Regions from separate parts of the Homo sapiens genome. Here region 2 is linked to region 1. Evidence: chromatin contacts called from ENCODE POLR2A ChIA-PET data. All regions are on one chromosome and are shown on one strand. Each heading gives the region's core, a stretch centred on a gene start or an enhancer-like site at or near the end of the contact. The rest is flanking DNA. Distances are from core to core; before and after follow the strand shown. Region 1 has its middle 29 kb from the start of HOMER3. Region 2 holds the start of PBX4 (PBX homeobox 4).

Region 1 (6,273 bases), core at 2,523-5,022:
TCTTTTTTTCTTTTATTTTGCGACAGATTCTCAATTTGTTGCCCAGGCTAGAGTGTAATGGTGCCATCAGGGCTCACTGCAGGCTCAGCCTTCTGGGCTCAAGCGATCCTCGGCCTCTCAAGTGATCCACATCACCCGAGCTAGAGAAACCCGGGGTCCTGATGCCACAGTGGTAAGACCTGCCATGCCGCTGGAGAGCAATAATATGGCACCCACTGCATGCCAGTGCCGTGCCAGCACCAAAGACAGAAAGGGTGGCTCAGGAAGGTTCTGGATTTTGGATTTTAACTTTTGGCTGTAGATGGAGGGTGCTCTTATCTGCTTCTGGGCCAGTGGGACCAGCCCTTTCCTGCATTACCTCACCCCAGTGCTGGTGGGAGGACAGTCTAAACTCTATTCACAGAGCGTCAGAGAGAATGAAGCCCTCGGTTGGGTGTGGTGGCTAACACCTGTAACCCCAGCAATTTGGGAGGCCAAAGTGGGCGGATCACTTGAGCCCAGGAGTCCAAGACCAGCCTGGGCAACATGGTGAGACCCCTGTCTCTACACAAAATACAAAATTTAGCCATGGGTGTTGGTACATGCTTGTGGCCCCAGCTACTCAGGAGGCTGAGGTAGCTGAGGATCACTTGAGCCCTGGGAGTCGAGGCTGTAGTGAGCTATGATTGTGTCATTGCACTCCAGCCTGGGTGACAGAGAAATTTCCTGTCTAAAAAAAAAAAAAAAAAAAAAAATTCGTGGTGCTGGAGCCTCTGAGGAAATGCAGCGCGTAGGAGCTGGGGCTCCCCTGCCTGCACCCGGGGCCTCTGCAGATGACCAGAAAAACTGCCCCACAGGAGCTCAGACTGGCCAGGGGGCCCCAAGACCCACGCTGAAGGCCAGGTCCTGCCAAAAAGTGCACACGGGGTAACTGTCATTTCCCCTAATTAAAAAAATGTTGGTCAATTTCCTGATGGAGAAACAAAGAAGCAGAAAAGAAAACAAATAAAAACCCTGCAACCCCTCCCTTAATCGCTCAGCTCGCAGAGATAATCTCCGTTGGCATGTTCATGACCGCTTTCCAGCATTTCTTTGCCTGCATTTTCAAAACGGTCTTATTATATTTTTGTTCTTATCCAAGAAATGTGACTGTATTGGAGAAGAAACAGCCAACAAGATAAGCAGAGAGAAAAAATAAACAGAAATTATACCTCTCGGCCGGGCACCGTGGCTCACGCCTGTAATCCCAGCACTTTGGGAGGCCAACACAGGCAGATCACTCGAGGTCAGGAGTTTGAAACCAGCCTGGCCAACATGGTGAAACCCCGTCAACATGGCGTGAAAAAAAATTAGCCAGGCGTGGTGGCGTGTGCCTGTAATCCTAGGTACATGGGAGGCTGAGGAAGGAGAATTGCTTGAACTTGTGAGGCAAAGGTTGTAGTGAGCCAAGATCGCGCCATTGCACTCCAGCCTGGGTGACAAGAGTGAAACTACGTCTCAAAAAAATAATAATAAATAATAATAAACGGCCAGGCATGGTGGCTCACACCTGTAATTCCAGCACTTTAGGAGGCCGAGGCAGGTGGATCACTTGAGGTCAGGAGTTCAAGACCACTCTGGCCAACATGGTGAAATCCTGTCTCTATTAAAAGTATAAAAAATTAGCCCGGTGTGGTGGCAAACGCCCCGTAATCTCAGGTACTCGGGAGGCTAAGGGGAGAGTATCGCTTGAGCCCGAGAGTTTAACAGCATGGACAACATAGTAAGACCCCTGTCTCTAAAAAATAAACAATTTAAAAAAAATTTTTTTTTTGGAGACAAGAGTCTCCTTTTGTCACCCAGGCTGGAGTGCAGTGGCGCAACCTTGGCTCGCTGCAACCTCCACTTCCCGGGTTCAAGTGATTCTCCCGCCTCAGCTTCCCATGTGCCTAGAATTACAGGCATGCGCCATCATGCCCAGCTAATTTTTGTATTTTTAGTAAAGACAGGGTTTCTCCACGTTGGCAGGCTGGTCTTGAACTCCTGACTTCAGGTAACCCACCTGCCTCAGCCTCCCAAAGTGCTGGGATTACAGGACTGAGCCACCATGCTTGGCCAAAAGTTTTGTTTTTAAATTTAATGTTTATACTTCTTTCCTCTGCTTAAAAAAAAATACAACATACATCTCTTGGCCAGGCACAGTGGCTCACACCTGTAATCCCAGCACTTTGGGAAGCCGAGGAGGGCGGGTCACCTGAGGTCAGCAGTTCGAGACCAGCCTGGCCAATATGGTGAAACCCCATCTCTACTAAAAATACAAAAATTAACCAGGCATGGTGGCAGGCACCTGTAATCCCAGCTACTCAGGAGGCTGAGGTGGGAGAATCACTTGAATCCGGGAGGCAGAGGTTGCAATGATCCAAGATCGCTCCATTGCACTTGAGACTGGGCAACAGAGCAAAACTCCGCCTAGAAAAAAAAAACAGAAAAAAGTAAAAAGAAAAAAAGAATTCATCTCTCTCACACACATACACACTCACATAAACACACACATATATATACACACACACACACATATCTACAACTCATGTAGGACGGGAAAGGCTATCAGCCCCACCCACCCAGCAGAGCTCCACCTGAGGCAGGTCAGAACAGGAGACAAATTAAAGTTCAAGGCCGGGGCGGTGGCTCACGCCTGTAATCCCAGCACTTTGGGAGGCTAAGGCAGGCAGATCATCTGAGGTCAGGAGCTCAAGACCAGCCTTGGCTGACATGGTGAAACCCCGTTTCTACTAAAAATACAAAAATTAGCCAGGCGTGGTGGCGCATGCCTGTAATCCCAGCTACTTGGGAGGCTGAGGCATGAGAATTGCGTGAAGCCAAGAGACAAGTTGCAGCAAGCCGAGATCGTGCCACTGCACTCCAGCCTGGGAGACAGTCTCACTCTGTCTCCCCCAAAAAAAGAAAAAAAAATAGATATGTGATTCATCCAGAGTTCAGGCTTGATCCCTGACATGGATGAAACTGTCAAGTTATTGAGGCTAATTTCAAAAACTTTTTTCTGTGTGCTATTTTGTTTTAATTTTTTGAGACAGGCTCTCATGCTGTCCCCCAGGCTGGAGTGCAGTGGCGTGATCATAACTCACTGCAGCCTCCTGGGCCCAAGACAATTCTACCTCAGCCTCCAGAGTAGCTGATACTACAGGCACGAGCTACCACACCCGGCTACTTTTCAAAGTTTTTGTAAAGGCGGGCTGTCACTATGTTACCCAGGCTGGTCTCGAACTCCTGGGCTCAAGGGATCGATTGCTCCTGCCTTGGCCTCCCGAAGTGCTGGGATTACAGGCATGAGCCACCATGCCCAGCCTCTTTTATTTTGAATACCAAAATAATACAATAGTTCCCCCTTGCCTGTGGGGAATATGTTCCAAGATTGCCAGTAAATTCCTGAAACTTCAGAAAATACCAAACGTGTATGCACTGTTTTTTTCCTATGCATACATACATACCTATGATAAAGTTTAATTTATCAGTGAGACACAGTAAAAGATTAACAACAATAACATAATAAAATAGAAAATTAATAAAATTTGGATTTCTGGAACATAAGCACTGTAATACTGACACGGTTGATCTGATCACCCAGAAGATTACTAAGTGACTAGCCGGCTGGTAGTGTCTATGGCGTGGGCACCCTTAACAAAGGGATGATTCATATCCAGGGTGGGAGGGGGCGGGGTGGGGACTGATTTCATCACACTACTCATAACGGCAGGCAACTGAAAACTTACGAATTATTTCTGGAATTTTCCACTTAATATGTTTGGATTGAGGTTGATGGAAGGTAGCCAACACCACAGAAAATGAAACCTCAGGCCGGGTGCGGTGGCTCACGCCTGTAATCCCAGCACTTTGGGAGGCCCAGGCAGGTGGATCACCTGAGGTCATGAGTTCAAGACCAGCCTGACCAGTATGGCGAGACTGCATCTGTACTAAAAATACAAAAATTAGCTGGGTGTGGTGGTGCGTGCCTGTAATCCCAGCTACTCCAGAGGCTGAGGCAGGAGAATCACTTGAACCTGGGAGGTGGAGGTTGCAGTGAGCCGAGATCGTAGCACTGCACTCCAGCCTGGGAGACAGAGCAAGCCTCCATCTCAAAAAAAAAAAGAAAGAAAGAAAGAAAGTGAAACCTCCGATAAAAGGGAATCACTGTATACTATGTGAACAATTCAAATTTGCAGAGTCCCATCGAATACAGAATCCCACTCCCACCCCTTCAGTCCTTCCTGAGAGTCTGATGTGTTGTCTCTCCTATGGCCCAAATGTATGTGTCCTCCTGGAATTCATATGTGGAAGCCTAAGACCCATGTGACAATATGAAGAGGTGGGGGCCAGGCGCTGTGGTTCACACCTGTAACCCCAGCACTTTGGGAGGCCAAGGTGGGTGGATCACTTGAGGTCAGGAGTTAGAGACTAGCCTGGCCAACATGGTAAAACCCCGTCTCTACCAAAAATACAAAAAAATAGTCAAGCATGGTGGTACACACCAGCTACTTGGGAGGCTGAGGCAGGAGAATTGCTTGAACCTGGGAGGCAGAGGTTGCAGTGAGCTGAGATTGCACCACTGCACTCCAGCCTGGGGGAACGAACAAAACTCTGTCTCAAAAAAAAAAAAAAAAAAAATATATATATATATATATATATGACAGATGAGGTCTGCATATGTTGCCCAGGCTGGTCTAGAACTCCTGGCCTCAAGTGATCCTCCTGCCTCATCCTCCCATAGCACTGGAATTCTAGGCATGAACCCCCACACCTCCAATGATAGTTACTTTTTGCGAAGTGTTCAGGCAGGGCTGCTGGGACCCAGTACCACAGCAGCTCTATGAGTTGGAAACCATGGCCCAGAAGAGACTCAGAGTGAGAAAGGGCTTTCCCCAAAGGTGAATTTTTGTGTGTAGGGTGTGAGGTAGGGATCAAGGTTTATTTTGTGCCACACAGATACCCAGTTACTCCAGAAGAGTTTATTAAAAAGCCTGGGACTGGGCACAGTGGCTCACACTTTGGGAGGCCACGGCAGGCGGATCACAAGGTCAGGAGTTCGAGACCAGCCTGATCAACACGGTGAAACCCCATCTCTACTAAAAATACAAAAATTAGCCAGGTGTAGTGGTAGGTGCCTTTAATCCCAGCTACCCAGGAGGCTGAGGCTGGAGAATCACTTGAACTCAGGAGGTGGAGGGTGCGAAGACCCGAGATCCTGCCACTGCACTCCTGCCTGGTGACAGAGCAAGACTCTGTCTTAAAAAATAATAATAATAAATAAAATAAAATAAAAATAAAAATAAAAAGCCCATCCTTGCCCAAGCTCACAGAGGTAACCAGAGATGAAGCAGGGATTCCAACCTGCATTCCTCTGAGTCAACCTGGAACATTCTCCAAGTCTCCAGAGAGCCTGTCGTCATGGCCAGCTGAGCATGCTTTGCCCTGTCAGCAAAATGCAGTATTTGAAAAGTCACGAGCGTTTCAAAAGGAAGCAGAGTGAGGCGGCCTGGGTCAGCTCCAAGGTGCTTCCTTCCTGCAGGGATGGTGCAATATCCCCAACTGTCTACTGCCCGTTGTGACTTCACCTTCTTATACATTTATTTTTTATTTTTATTTTTTTATTTTCCTGCCTTATTCCAAGAGAGAAGGCTGCGTGTGCATTTCCGTCGGGGAGGTATTTGCCGAGGGGAAGTTCACAGTCATACCCATATCCAGAACCTTTGTGCATTGGGAGATGTTCCAGAGGAACTGCTCTGCCCTCCGGCCTGGTGGGGCAAACACCTGCTTACCCCAAAGCATCAGGATTGCAGGGGGCACAGCCAGGCTCCCAGGCCACTCTCAGAGCTGCCCAGTGCTCCCTAAGCCTCCCCAAATCAGAGAGAGAGTCCTCAAGCACTCAGAAAAATCTAGGAACCTCCCTAGGCTCCTCCTTCTGCCAACTTCTCATAGCCCTCCCAACCCAGGCAGCAGAACGTCTCTCCCTGGAGCCTGTTCCTGCTGACTGTTTTGTTTGTTTGTTTTTTGAGACAGAGTCTCTCTCTGTCACCCAGGCTGACTGGAGTGCAGTGGAACAATCTTGGCTCACTGCAACCTTTGCCTCCCAGGTTCAAGTGATTCTCCTTTCAAGTGATTCTCCTGTCTCACCCTCCCTAGTAGCTGGGATTACAGGCGTGTGCCACCACTCCCGGCTAATTTTTGTATTTTTAGTAGAAACGGAGTTTCACCATGTTGGCCAGGCTGGTCTCAAACTCCTGACCTCAGGTGATCCAC
Region 2 (6,273 bases), core at 1,658-4,157, 650 kb before region 1:
CATACAGGCCCCGAGGGACCAGAGAGGCCCCTAGGAAAGGGACTTCAGATTCCCACGAAGCCCAGGGTTGGTCCCAAGCTCAGCTGGGCTTTCCCTACCTCACCCCACAGCACCCAACCCATGAGTGCCAGATCCATCATGAGCCCCCTCTGAGATGCTCAGGGAGGCCCCCTCCAAGGCACAGTGTGTGCCAGGATGTCATTCTCTGCTCCCACCTCACCAGTGAGGAGGTGGGGTTATGTCCCTACTTTTGAATCCCATGCTGAATAACAGCTAGAATTTGAACCCAGGTCACTCAGAGATGTGAGCCGCCATGCCCAGCCACCTGTGCCAAATTCTTAAACCACTGAAATATGCATTGTCAAAGAACCCAAAACTCCCAGGTCCTTCTATATTAAATGGCCCTGGCCGAGCACTTTGAGTGCCAAGGCTGCCAACTAATTTCTATGCAGTAGAGACCCCTGATGACCTCCAAATGGCAACAGTGGGACGGGTGAGGTGGCTCATACCTGTAATCCCAGCACTTTGGGCGGCCGAGGCAGGCAGATCACCTGAGGTCAGAAGTTTGAAACTAGCCTGGCCAACATGGTGAAACCTCATTTCTACTAAAAATGCAAAAATTAGCCGGGCGTGGTGGTGGGTGCCTGTAAGCTACTCAGGAGGAGGCTAAGGCAGGAGAAGTGCTTGAACCCAGGAGGTGGAGGTTGCAGTGAGCCAAGGTCACGCCACTACACTCCAGCCTGGGCAACAGAGTAAGATTTCTGTCTAAAAAAAAAAAAAAAAAAAAAAGGCAACTCTGTCTCAGGCGCTCTGAGCTGGCTGTTCACATCAGCTCCTCCAGGTTTTAACCTGCACCCCGTGGGTCTCCTTCGAGACCATTTCCTCTTGTCGATCTCCCGTCTCCACCAAGTGGCTTCAAATTTTTGTCTCTGCTGGTCCCTGAAGCTTTCAGTGCCCACCCCTCCAAGTTCTCTGAAGGATACTACTTTGTTGGGGTTGGGGGCAGGTTTTGCTCTCTCACCCAGGCTGGAGTGCAGTGGCACAAACACAGCTCACTGTAGCCTCGACCTCCTGAGCCCAACTTATCCTCCCGCCTCAGCCTCCCAAGTAGCTGGGACCATGACCAGCTAATTTAGCTATTTTTTTAATTTTTATTTTTGTAGAGATGGGGTCTCACTATGTTCCCCAGACTGGTCTTGAACTCCTGGGCTCAAGTAATCTCCCACCTCAGACTCCCAAAGTGTTGGGATCATAGGTGTCAGCCACTGCACCCAGCCTGAAGGCCACTACTGTTCAGGCCTCCTGGGCAGTGCTGTGCTTGTGGGTGACCTTTTGAACAGGCACTGGTCTCCGTGGCTCCCATGCAATCTATTACTTTCTGTCATTGGAGCCAAGTGTCGGTTTCCTTCATCAGAGAGCTTTCCCTATTGTCCAGACACTCGGTCAATGTCTTTCATTTTTCACTCCCTGCCGTCCCCTTTGGAGTCTCCCGACGCTCTCCAATCCAGCCATACCAGATGGTGTTTGAATTTCCTCCCCAGCAGCAATGGAGAGAACGTGGGCCCCACCCTGGAAGGGCTCCCAGCCAGCAGGCTGAGGACCTTTTACTGAGCCCACATCTGGAGACTGTCCTCATAGCAAATAGGCTCCAGGAGGTTCTGTGACTTTGGAGAAGAGATTCATGTCCAGGCCATTACTTTTTTTTTTTTTTTTTTTTTTTGAGACCTGGTCTCCGTCAACCAGGCTGCAGTGCAGTGGTGCAATCATGGCTCACTGCAGCCTCAAATTCCCAGGCCCAAGTGATCCTCCCACTTCAGCCTCTCAAGTCCCAAATAGCTGGGACCACAGGCGTGCACCACCACGGGGTCTCACTATGTTGCCCAAGCTGGTCTCAAACTCCCGTGCTCAAGTGATCCTCCCGCCTCTGCCGCCCAAAGTGCTAGGATTACAGGCATGAGCCACCGCCCAGTTCCTTTTCTTGTGCACTAGGAGCCTTCGATGCTGTGTCCTAAGGACTAGAAACAAAGATGTGAGGATTCGCTCTGATTTGGGGTACACTGCAGGGGAGTCTCTCAGTAAACATCCTTCCTTCATTCGGTAACCACGTGGTAGCATTTTCTATGCCCAGAACTGTAATCTGCGAAGATGAATAAACAAGCGAGGTCACTCTTCAGCTGGACCTTGAAAGGTGACTGGAATTGATTTCTGCAGTGGAGAAAAGCGCTGCGTTCTGACCTCCTCGTTGCCATCAACCACGCACGCCTGCGCCCCGCCTTAGCCAGGTGAACGGGGCGTGGAAAGCTCTAGAGGAAGAGCCAGGGGCCCCAGTGGCCCACCTGATGGGGCTGAGGATGCAGGGAGCATTAGGGGGACTGAGCAGGGGTCTGGGGCTTGGGGCTTCTGGAAATGAATGGGGGCTGTCGATCAAGCTATAAGAGGTGTGGGGTTCTGAGGAGGAGGGGGTGGCTTGGAGGAAGAGTTGGGGTGCTCTGGGGAGTGAGGGTCTCTGAGGACCGAGGGCTTTGAGGAGAAGGGGGCCCTGAGGAGGAGCAGGAACTCTGAGGAGATGCGAGTGGGGCTGAAGGAGGCGTGCACCGCGCGAGATGTGAGGGATGGGGGCCTCTGGCTGGAGCGGAGCCAGCGCTGCCCTCTCTCAAGGGGAAGGAGGGCGCTTATGAGAAGTGCCGTTGCCTCGGCAACCCCAAACCCAGTCCAAGCCCGGAGAGGGGGAAGTTCGGGGCGAGTCCCGGGGGCGGTGCGTGGCGCCGGTTGGCTGACGGAGATGAAGGGGCGTGTCTGTAGGCGGTGCAATACACGGGTTGGCTGGCGATAGCGGCGGTGGGCGTGGCTTAGGCGCGAGCGAGAGCGGGCGCGGCGCTCAGGCAGCGGCGGTTGGCTGCGGCGCCAGTGGTAGTGCTCCAGGCTCGACGGCACCCTCACAGCGCCCGCCCGGCCCTGCCGCTCATGGCCGCCCCGCCGCGCCCCGCGCCATCGCCCCCCGCCCCGCGGCGCCTCGACACGAGCGACGTCCTGCAGCAGATCATGGCCATCACCGACCAGAGCCTGGACGAGGCACAGGCCAGGTGCTGCCCGCGGGCTCGGCAGGGGCCACGCAGGGTCGTGGCAGTGAGGTTGGCGGGCTGAGGGGACGGGGCGTGGAGGCCAGACTGACGAGGGGCGCTTGAGGAGGGCTGGAGGGGGGTCCCGAGGACGAAGGGATGTATGGGGTTCAAACGGAACGGGCTGGATAGGCCTTATGGGGCCGAGCAGTGGCGTGAAGGATTTTCAGCAGCTCATCTTGGGGCGAGAAGGTTGGGTTTAGGGGTTTAGGGAGTAGGGCTGAGAAATGGGCACGTACGGGACTTTTGACGAGTGAATGACTAAATGGGTACGTTAATGGGACTCCTGCGGCTGGAAGTTTTTTTGTTGTTGTTTGACACGGTCTTGCTCTGTCGCCCAGGCTGGAGTGCAGTGGCGTGATCATGGCTCACTGCAGCATCCACCTCCCCGGCTCAGTTGATTCTCCTGCCTCAGCCTCCCGAGTAGCTGGGACCACAGGCGCACGTGCAACCACGCCCGGCTGATTTTTTTGTATATTTTGTAGAGACAGGGGTCTCGCTATAGTTGCTTAAACTCCTGGGTTCAAGCACTCATTCCGTCTCGGCCTCCCTAAGTGCTGGGATTACAGGCGCGAGCCACCGAGCCCGGCCTGTGGGTGGGAAGTTTCCAGGGCAGATGATGGAGAGTGAGTGGCTGGGAATGGGACTCAGGAATGTCTGCAGGAGACTGAAGAACTGAACTGGGGTAACTTGGTGTGGGAACCATCGAGAACTTTTGGGAAAAGGGTTAGTAGAGGAGTGGGTGGAGATGGAAGACCTATTTTCTTTTTAATGAATTCAGCAAATTTTTATTGAATCCTTACAATAACTGGATAGGGAACCGGGTGCTGACATAGTCCCTGCTCTCGAGTACATGATTTAGGGGAGGGAATGTAAATAGCAAAAAATAAGGACTGGGTGGAGTGGCTCACATCTCTAATCACAGCACTTTAGGAGGCTGAGGCAGGAGGATTGCTTGAGCTCAGGAGTTCGAGACCAACCTGGACAATGTAGTAAGACCTCGTCTCTACTAAAAATAAAATTAAAAAATTAGTTAGGTGTGATGATGCAAGCCTGTAGTCCCAGCTACTTAGGAGGCTGAGGCTGCAGTGAGCCGAATCAAGCCATTGCACTCCAGCCTGGGTGACAGAGCTAGACCCTGTCTCAAACAAAAGCAAAAAAGTATAAGCCAGGCATGGTAGCATGGGTAGGTAATCCCAGCTGCCTCCCAGTGGGAGGATCACTTGAGTCCAGCAGTTTGAGACCAGCCTGGGCAACATAGTGAGACCATCCTGTACCAATCTGAGAAAAGAAAAAAATAAAATAAATGGCAATAAAAGCTGTAGGGATAGGGGTTGCATGCTATAGGAAGCCAGGTGGAGAAGAACATCTTTGGAGAGGACAGCACCTTCAGAGGCCCTGAGGTGGGAAAGAGGATGTAAAAAGCGGAGTCTGGCTGGGAAGAGAAAGTTCCTAGCCAGGGAGGGAAAGAGTTGAGTTTAAAGGAAGGCTGGGGCCAGGTGCGGTGGCTCACGCCTGTAATCCCAGCACTTTGGGAGGCCAAGGCAGGTGAATCACGAGGTCAGGAGTTCAATACCAGCCTGGCCAACATGGTGAAACCCAGTCTCTACCAAAAATACAAAAATTAGCTGGGTGTAGTGGTGCACACCTATAATCCCAACTACTTGGGAGGCTGAGGCAGGAGAATCACTGGAACCTGGGAGGCGGAGGCTGCAGTGAGCCGAGATCACACCACTGCACTCCAGCCTGGGCGACAGAGCGAGATTCCGTCTGAACAAAAAATAATAATAATAATAAAGGGAGACTGGAACCCAATTACATGGGGCCTACGAATCTCAGTAAAGAGTTTTGTTTGTTCAGCCAGGCACAGTGGCTGACACCTGTAATCCCTGCACTTTGGGAGGCCAAGGTGGGCAGATCACCTGAGGTCAAGAGTTCGAGACCAGCCTGGCCAACATGGCAAAACCCCATCTCTACTAAAAATACGAAAATTAGCTGGGCGTGGTGGTGCATGTCTATGGTCCCAGCTACTTGGGAGGCTGAGGCAGGAGAAACACTTGAATCCAGGAGGTGCCTGGGTTCAAGCGCCACTGCATTCCAACCTGGGCGACAGAGTGAGACTCTGTCTCCATAAAAAAATAGTTTTGTTTTTGTCATCTGGATAACAATCAATAGGGAGTTCGGACTATTTATTCCAGTTGCAATGGGGAAAAATAAAGGAGTTTTTAGACCTCCCATCCCGTTTACCTCCACTCACCACTTGTCAGCCAGCCAGGATCCGTAGAATCTGCTTCACAAGGCAGCCCACTGTGTCTGGGTCCTGCAGTGATTATTACAGAAAAGGAAAGGAAAGGACTGAAGTCCTTTTGGAGGATGAGGCCTTGTTGAATGGGGACTGTTGTAAGGTGAGGGACGGTCTCTGGGTATGGGACTAGGGTCTGGTGGTGTGGACTGTGTACCCACTAGAGCCCTGTAGTGGGGAGGGGTTACAAAGCCAGGTAAACAGCAGTCCTAGGAAGGAAGAGGCAGATAAAAAGGTGGATAATGCATGCATTTGTTCTTCAATGAATTGTGTGTGTGTGTGTGTGACGGACTCTCACTCTGTTGCCCAGGCTGGAGTGCAGTGGCGCTATCTCGGCTCACTGCAACCTCTGCCTCCCGGGTTCAAGCGATTCTCCTGCCTCAGCTTCCTGAGTAGCCGGGACTACAGGCATACGCCCCATGCGTGGCTAGTTTTGTATTTTTAGTAGAGATGGGGTTTCACCGTGTTGGCCAGGCTGGTCACAAATTCCTGACCTTAGGTGATCTGCCTACCTCAGCCTCCCAAAGTGCTGGGATTACAGGCGTGAACTACTGTGCCTGGCCTGTTCTTCAATGAATTTTTAACAAATTTGGCCGATATTTATCGGACCTTTACAATATCTGGGTACTGAACTGGGTTCTGGCATAGCTCTCAAGTTCTTCCTGCTCTCAAGTTCATGGTTTGGGGAGAGAAAGTAAATTTGTTCTTCAAACTTTCTTTCCTTTGCTTCTCAGGGAATGTTGACACTTTTTGTAGTTTCAGATGCTCTGTTTGAGAAATTAGAGTCCTTGTCACCATACAACTATTTCTTTGGCTTTTTTTTTTTTATATAAGGCCGCGCTCTGTCACCCA

What was found. ChIA-PET counts read pairs that join two places held with the same protein, here RNA polymerase II (POLR2A).
Region 2: POLR2A ChIA-PET joins it to region 1 with 16 read pairs in PC-3. The contact joins the promoter of PBX4 here to the enhancer-like site in region 1. POLR2A ChIA-PET finds 5 or more read pairs at or near these places in 2 of 52 experiments (PC-3 and activated T-cell).

The regions. Positions count from the first base shown.
Region 1 is chr19:18,967,155-18,973,427 of GRCh38, reverse strand. No RefSeq gene overlaps it. Among named protein-coding and RNA genes, the nearest start is that of HOMER3, 29 kb to the right of the region's middle. Within about 2 kb of position 3,772, at least 10 of the 41 ENCODE cell types and tissues checked have a DNase peak (open chromatin) inside an H3K27ac peak, as active enhancers do; they include PC-3, where a contact is called at or near this core.
Region 2 is chr19:19,615,321-19,621,593 of GRCh38, reverse strand. PBX4 (PBX homeobox 4) reads left to right here and starts at 2,907. Exons shown (of 8, transcript NM_025245.3): 1 at 2,907-3,083. The coding sequence starts at 2,965. RefSeq lists a silencer at 2,916-3,125.